Regions from separate parts of the Homo sapiens genome. Here region 1 is linked to region 2. The links are chromatin contacts, found by Hi-C in ENCODE. All regions are on one chromosome and are shown on one strand. The core of a region is the stretch at or near the end of the contact, and the rest is flanking DNA. Distances in the headings are between cores, read along the strand shown.

Region 1 (4,170 bases), core at 570-3,069, 1.2 Mb before region 2:
TGGCAGCCACCTTACCAGCACCTGACATCAGACATGAGTGACAGGCAAGCTCCCGAGAAACCTGTGGAACCTCACCAGCATGCAGACTGTCTTTATTTACTTTCTTTTCTACTTGCTGTGCCTTTGGTGCTGGAAGCAAGGGCATGGACGGACAACTGCTCAGACTAAGGTTGCTTCTCTAACTCTCCTTCCTGCCTGGCACCATTAGCTCAACCCCTCATCACCTCTCAGAAGATTGGACTCCAGTTCTGAGTCCATCCCCTCGCCGTCAGTCCTCCCTGGAGTCCATTTGCACTCCAGGCTAAATTAGCATCTCAAAAGCCATCTTCTCATTATGTCACTGTCCTCCTCAAAAGCTGCCAGGCTCCTTGCAGTCTGCAGACAAAGTTGAACTTCTCACTGGTCTTCAAGTCCCACTGGCTTTAACTCCCACAGATTCCCTACCCAATCAAAATTATGATGTACCCACTCTAATCAGTCATTCTTACCCTCCACTAAGAATATCTCACATCCATACCTCTATGGAAATCACAGGCTCTAATCATTTACTCTCTGGGTGGCCTTGGAAAAGCAATTTATCACCTCTGAGCCTCAATTTCCTCATCTACAAAATGATGCTATCTAACAGGGGAGGATTTCCATGAAGAGGAACTGAGATAATATACAAGGGCATAGCACAGTACCTCAAACATAGTGAGAGAACAACAAAAGTTAGCTTTAATCATAATCATCAAAATAATAATGACATTGATAATTGTCATTGATAATTGGTCTAGCTCATGTCATCTCTTCCATGAAGCCTTCTCTGATCTTCAATCTGAGTGTGATTCCTCCTTCTTTTGAAGTCACCCTATACTTGTAGGGCCATCCCCATATGCTACAGGGTATCACAGTGACTTCTCCACTTATCCTGTCTCCTTCTTTATCTGCCTGTGGGTCATTTGCCTCATCTAAAACTGAATCCTGGCACTTGGTAAAGCTTTATTTCATGTGGATGTTTCTCTGGATTCTGCAGGCAGGGCCAGAAAATGTCAATGGTGATTGTGAACTGTTCTGGAAGAATAGGGTTTCCCTTCAGAAATAAAAGAGTACCTCACTGTGGTACCTCTCTGCCTGTGTGGACACACAACACAACCCAGCCCAGTCTGGGCCACCAGAGGAACCAGCTGGTCGAGCTTTGTGAACTTTGTCTTCATGCCCCGACACCCTACTTCCCAAAGCCTGGACCGGTAAAGTTCTTTTCACCAGAAAGGACAAGGGCAAGTGAGTGCAAGAGAGAAAGTGGCACATTTATCACTGAGAACCTGCTTGGGAAATGGGGGAAAGGGGAAGGGAAGAGATCTTATTTTCTAAGACTTGAGAAGGGAAAATGGAAGTGGGAGGGAAATCATCTGTGGCTTATGTTCTCTAAAGTTCAAAGGGAACTTGCTGCCCCATACATGATGTTGATTAGGGAAAGTATCATCTAGTTACACTGAACCCCACAGATTGGTAAGCATGAACTCAGAAGGGTCCCAGCTTTCTGATTCATCTGATCCACAAGCCTTGGTCAGCAAGCACGCAGTTGCTTTTGCTTTAAGATGACCTTATTTGAAATTCCTTATGTAGCTGTCACTGCCAGCACTAAAGCCTGGTCATTTACAGTAGCTGTCCTTTCTGAATTTAAATCTGATAAAACAGGCTGCGCCTGCCCCACACCTCCTAGGGGTCTAGATCTGAAAGGAGCCCCAGGGATCATCCCATCTAGTCTAACCCTGGCCCAGAGAGGAAGGGTCACACCACCAGGCAGTGCTGAAGCCAGGCCTGCAACACACTTTCCACTACCCCAAGATGCCCCCACTGGCTGTTCAATTTAAGGACATAACCCGTGAAGAAAGGAGATTGTGAAATGCTTCCACTAGAAGCCCAAGGGTGGCTGAAAGCCCAGATGCTTCTCTCTTAACCCTCCTAACCTAGTCCCAGTTCAGCAGTTTGCTTCCCACTGTTTCATGTTAACCCTTTTTCTCCATGAGGCCAAGGCTTGTCTTCCAATGAGCAGCTCCTTACAATAACTAAGCCGGCTTCTGCTTGTACCTTCCCAGACACCTCCACTGGCAAAACCTTTCCATTGAGCAATCTTCTTGTGAAAACTGACTCTTCTTTGCCCTTTACAATTACTCAGCAACTCTGCAAAACAGTAACCCAACTGTTTATTTTGATTTCAAGCTTGGGGTTAAAGGGCTAGCTTTGTCATTTTTTTTTTTTTATTCCCCTTGAGGAAGTTACTAGAGACCTCAGGGATTTCTTGTCTTTGACTCTTGACTACCAGCTTGACATGCCTCCATCTTCCACTAGCCCCCAGTCTGTGCCAGGTGACACAGAAGTTTCCAGGAAGGAAAGGGGATACTCCTCCAGAGGAAAGATACTTCCTAAATGGAGAGCTGGCATTCACTCAACCTTCCCTCCAACCACCCATCCCCAAGGCACCAACCTGCCCATGTTTTCAATGCATCTGCCAGGCTGCATCACTATCTCCCATGTTTGTTCTGTAGTTTCAGAGTTTACAAAGCACTCTAACCTCCCTCAATTCAGGGGATGTTCAGGACCTCCTGAAGGGTAGGCCACACAGGTTTGCATATTAGAGAGGAGATAATCATATATGTTTATGCTTATATCTGGGACTAACCTAATCAAGGTTAGAAATTATAGTCAGCCTCTTGACTCCACGTTCAGTGTTCCTTATAATCTTTCTTCTGCCAGCTACTCCCGTTATTTTCCATCTTGCATACCCAGCTAAAAAGAGTTTTCTAGAATACCATTCTTCTTCGCCTGCTCTCCCATTCACAAACTTTCAGCAACTCCTAAATGCCCATAGGATAAAATTCCAATGACTCTGCTTGTCTTTTAAGGCCCTCCACAGTATGACTCCATAATATCTCCCTAACATTATTTCCACCATGTCAGCATGGTGAAGCTATGTGAATTTCCCACAATGTCTAATGCACTTTTTAAACCTCTGGACCTTAACTTTTTTGTTTGTTTGTTTTTTGCTTTTTGTTTTTTGAGATGGAGTCTCGCTCTGTCACTCAGGTTGGAGTGCAGTGGCATGATCTCGGCTCACTGCAACCTCCACCTCCCGGGTTCAAGCGATTCTTCTGCCTCAGCCTCCCAAGTAGCTGGGACTGAGGCACGCACCACCACGCCCAGCTAATTTTTGTATTTTTAGTAGAGATGGGGTTTCACCATATTGGCCAGGCTGGTCTCAAACTCTTGACCTCGTGATCCACCTGCCTCGGCCTCTCAAAGTGCTGGGATTACAGGCATGAGCCACTACACTTGGCCTGGACCTTATCATGTTGCTTCCCCACACCACCCCACAGATCCATCTTCAAGGTGCTTCTTCAATAATGGCACCCATTGCTAGAATATCTCTGGATGCTCCCAGCACACAGTGAGCTCTCTCTTCTTAAATTCCATAGCTTGTGTAAACCATAATACTCTCTAGGCCTAGAGAGCAAATGTGCATCAGGCAGAAGTTAAGGCTAGCCTTTACCTGTCATCTCCCACCTCAGCTCAGAAAAGGGTCTCCCACCTCAACTCACATGCATCTGCTGGTGGTTATTTACTAAATATCAGGTTCAAAAATAGTTTAGGGTAGGGCTTGCCTTCTCATGGTTAGACAAATAAGAGAAACAGAAGAAAAAAATATTGGATCAAAGGTATAAAATTTCTATTTCATCATCAAAATACTAATTGTACCCTACTTTATCATAGAAGGAGGAGGAAGGGTGGGAAGAAAAAGGAAGACATCTAGAGGGATGGCTCAAGTTTAGAGCAAAGGTAACTGATTCCCATCTGTGGTTCTTCAAGGCCCCGGAAAGAACACACCCAGTGCTTTGGGTTTAACAGCGATGACCTTGAGCCATTTCACTTGGAGTCTCAGATTTCTGGAAAATGTGGGTAATTTTCTCTGCCCAGCCCATCTCACTGGATAATAGCTGTGAAAGTGCTTTGTAAGTGTAAATGCAAGAACTATGTGAGTGGTGACTAATTTCCAAAGGCCAGGCCGCCCCCAACCCCACCTTCAGAGCATTTCATCTGTTAAAATACATGAGACCATTGGGATCTGTAGAAGAGCAAACGCTCCCTTTTGCACCTATGCTGTTGACTGATGACCTTCTGGTGCTGGAA
Region 2 (4,054 bases), core at 182-2,681:
AAAGTAATTAAATGAAAGCAATATGCATCTCATTTAAAAGATGAGTTTTGGCATGATTTAGGAAGAGGTGTTTGGTTCTTAGAGGTTTCCAAAGCTGGGCTGAATGTAACACCAAGAATCATTTCTAGAGAGTTGTGCCTTTTCCACAGTACTTCTGCAAATGCTAATGCTATTATTTAGTATATGGACACAGGTACTGCACTAAACACTTTTCCTGCCTTATCATTTAATCTGCACAGCGTCCCCTCTGGGGTCCACATGTATTTTCTCCATTTATTGATAAAGAATTTAAGATTTGGAGAGGCTAAGTAACTCATCCAAGGTCATAGATTCAGGGAGTGACACAGCTGGGATTTGAACCCCGGTCTGTTTGACTCCAGAGCCTGAGTCTTAACCACTACACTATCTACAGAAGGAAGAGGAGGGAAGAGTTATCCAGTGATCCCATCTCCAGGGTAGACCCTTGAGATTCCCTGTGAATTAAAAGAGACTTGCTTAGTTAAAAGAAGCTGAGCTCTCCAGAATCTTTCGGCCTCACATTCTAATATAACCTCTGCTCTAGCAGTGGAGAAAGAGAAAATCCATAGGGGTAGGATGAGTTTAGAGGACCTGGAGCATTGTGGATGCAGGTGGATATGGCAGCCACCCCTCCCTGCTCTCTACCTGTAGCACTACTACACCAGCAGACGCAACACTTGGTTAGAGAGCAGAGGAAATTACAAAATAGCCATGTCGGAGGCAGAAAAGAAGTGGAAATTGAGACTCTTCTTGCCTTTGAATGTTTTGTATCGTCTGGGAGACCCACTGGGATGTTTCTTTTTGTTTTTCCTTTCGACTAGGATGTCTTCCATTTGGAAGCCCCTTTGCTTCTAAGAAGTTCCAGAGACCATCCCAGGCCCACAGGTAAGGAGGCTAGGGCGTACCTCTAAGTTCTATCCTGGAAGAGAGGGAAAAGTGACCTGTAGGTCTCCGGCCTGAAAAGCACAGTGCTGTCCAGTGGAACCCAGGGGAGATAGTGATTTTAAAAGCAAGCATGGAATGCGTGGCTGACTTTTGCTTGTTGCTTGAGTCTGGCAGATGGGGGTGGGCAGGAGGTTAAGGAACTTCAGCAGACGCCAGCAGTCAGTGGATGTGGGTGGTCGTTCTTCCCAAGTGCTGAAAAGATGGTCACCTTGCACTTGTGAAGATAAAATTCAAACCTAAGTTTCTCTGTCTTGGAACACAAACAGCATAATCCTTTCTCAATCTTCGAGAGGAGTGTTTTCAAAAAGTAGCAGCATATAGGGAATACAAGGCTGCCTAAGGTTCTGATTCACAGATGTGAATTCTGCCCAGTCAAAAGTCTTGGTGTTTGTAGGATTTGTTTGTCTGCAAGGACAAAGATGAAAGGCAAGTTGCTATAAAACCTTTCTGCTCCCTCCTGATTGGTAAGCAAAAATGTCCACACACTGCCATCTGGTGGGCACTACTGGTCACTGTCGTTTTAATGGGAAAGTTTAAAGTTTACTCTAAACTTAGAAGGGGCCAGGCAACTCCTAGTCTTCAGCAAAACAGCAACGTATAAAACACAGTTCCTGGCTGCAAAGGGCTCACAGTCTAATGGAAGAAACGGACATGCCCAACACGTGGTTACAACTGAATAAGTACTATTTTAAGAAAAGGTGCCGAGTGTTATCAAAGCAGAGGACCTCTCTCTGGGAGTTTAGGGAAAGCCACCTTTGAGCTGAGTCTGGAAGCATGCCTCGCACTGTGGCAAAAAGGAGGAGAAAGTTTATTTTAAACAAGGGGCACATCATGGGTCATTGCATGGTGTGAGTTGTTAGTTCAGCCTGGCTGGTAAGTAAGGAGCATGGCAAGAAGCTATAGAAAAAAGGCTGGGAAAAGTTTAAGCCAGACCATGAGAGGCCTTGACTGCCTGACCCAGGCAATGAATCGGCTCTAGATTATACAGCCAGAATATAAAGGATTCAGATTTGGGTGGTAAAGCAATATGAAAAACAAGTGTCGGTACACACGCTTTTCAAACATTTGGAACTCTCTCATTACTTGAAATCACCTGTGGAAACCCACTATGTGAAATGGATAAAACCATAGTTCTTCTGGTCAAAGCAGAAGTGGGGATTCAGAGCCCGAAGAACTTCCACCATCCCATTTCTCCCGTTCCTGGAACATGCGGATGCCTTTGGGTAATGCCTAAGGCTCAGCAGACTCTTGCTTGACACTGCTGCTGTGGGCGATTGCTTGACCTAATGTGACTATCTCTGCTCTGGTGTTAGCACCAGCTTCGTCCTATCCCTCCTATGTCATAGGTATCCATAAAGTAGGTTCTAGATCTTTTTCTATCTCAGCGCTGTTCTCAAGATTCCATTTATGGTAATCTCTATCTTATTAATAAATTAACGTTCCCAAACAATCTATATGACCTGGTCCCTGGCCCCTAGCTTTATATTGCTAACGGACACGTGTAGGGAGGTGGATAGAAAGCAGCCATCTCTGCAGTGTCTGTTAAGCATCACTGTATGCTGTCTAATGTATTAATTCATGTTAAGTATCTACAGCATATGTGCAGCACAGATAATCTATGATGGAGTTATGAGAAGTTGTTTGATCTTACTCAGGGCACGAAAGTTGTTGCTTTCATTCCAAGAACAGCACTCTGAGAAAGCATTCAAGAGCTTTCTGATGAGTGGCTGAGTTATCAAGATCTCTAGGACTTTCTGTTCTGTGAAGACATGGAGCTTCTAGATGGCATTTGCCACCAGAGGAGAGATGTTAAGAACTGATGAAGAGTGACTGGTCCCCTGATGGGCAAAGACTGTTTTGTTTCAGCCAACGTGGTTATCTTCTGCCCTCTTCAGAACAACACTTCTAGAGGCAAAACACAAATTCCACCCACCAAACAGCATTTCCTCTCATTCTTTCTCTTGTTCCTTGTCTTTACTCACGCCTTGCCCACTCTCTCTGCATGGTGGGGTCAGTTTGCTCTCACTTTCCCACACTAACTTCTCTGTTTCGAGCCTGTGTCCGGAACTGCCTCCTTCTTGCCATCTGGTAGCTGACATCTGCCACATCTTTCCAACCAGAGCCCCCATCTTTTCTTGGAGGCCTTTAAAAAAAAAGATGTTAACTTTCATTGCATGACTTTTCCCAGTACATGATTATGTACGCAGTGTTTTCCACATGGTTGAATAACTACTTTAGCATCGACTCTTGCCTGCTTTACTTAGGTTAATTGTTATTTTCCTGAGGGCACACTGACCAGTGTCCTTTGATGTACCCAGTGCCAAATTCGATAAACAATAACCCAGAATATCACACTTTATAACTAATGAGTTGGGGCTGTTCTATGTTTTATTACAGCAAATGGAAATGCAGTTCTGCTTACTACCTTTGATGAAGAGAGTAAAGTGGAAGTGACTTGGTGAACTTGCAGGCTTTGTAGGGATTTCTTTTTTTGAGACGGAGTCTCACTCTGTCGCCCAACCTGGAGTGCAGTGGCACGATCTTGGCTCACTGCAACCTCCACCTCCTGGGTTCAAGCAATTCTCAAGCCTCAGCTTCCTGAGTAGCTGGGATTATAGGTGTGCACTACCACGCCGAGCAAATTTTTGTATTTTTAGTAGAGGCGGGGTTTTACCATGTTGGTCAGCCTGGTCTTGAACTCTTGACCTTGTGATTCACCCGCCTCGGCCTCCCAAAGTGCTGGGATTACAGGCATGAGCCACCGCGCCGAGATCTTTGTGTGGATTTCTACTGTTGATTTACCTGCTTCAGCTGCGACTGTTCATTTTCATGGCTGTTTCCCTTCATAAAACTGTTAACTCCTTGAAGGAAGGAGACGACAGTGTGAGGCTTGGGACCAGGATCACAATACATGATCAATAACTGCTTTTTAAATGTATTTTCAATAGAGTTATAAGGATTCATCTGGGCACTGAAGACATTTGGGACCTCAGTGAAGTTTCTCCGAGGCCAGATGGTCACATTGATTTTCTGGAATCATTTTGAATAAAAATGAGCGAGGTGGTGAACACAATGCAAGGCTCTCCACGTA

The links. A loop is a pair of places that touch in the nucleus more often than their neighbours do. Pooled maps may share reads with other maps.
Region 1: a loop to region 2 is called in a map of vagina, with 4 times the contacts of the local background. The contact joins two enhancer-like sites. A Hi-C loop is called at or near these places in 2 of 168 maps with a recorded cell type or tissue (colonic mucosa and vagina) and 2 of 50 pooled maps.

Annotation. Positions count from the first base shown.
Region 1 is chr3:187,953,335-187,957,504 of GRCh38, forward strand. No RefSeq gene overlaps it. Among named protein-coding and RNA genes, the nearest start is that of LINC01991, 21 kb to the right of the region's middle. Within about 2 kb of position 1,820, at least 14 of the 41 ENCODE cell types and tissues checked have a DNase peak (open chromatin) inside an H3K27ac peak, as active enhancers do.
Region 2 is chr3:189,146,745-189,150,798 of GRCh38, forward strand. It overlaps a transcript of TPRG1 not described here. Among named protein-coding and RNA genes, the nearest start is that of TPRG1, 23 kb to the right of the region's middle. Within about 2 kb of position 1,432, at least 4 of the 41 ENCODE cell types and tissues checked have a DNase peak (open chromatin) inside an H3K27ac peak, as active enhancers do.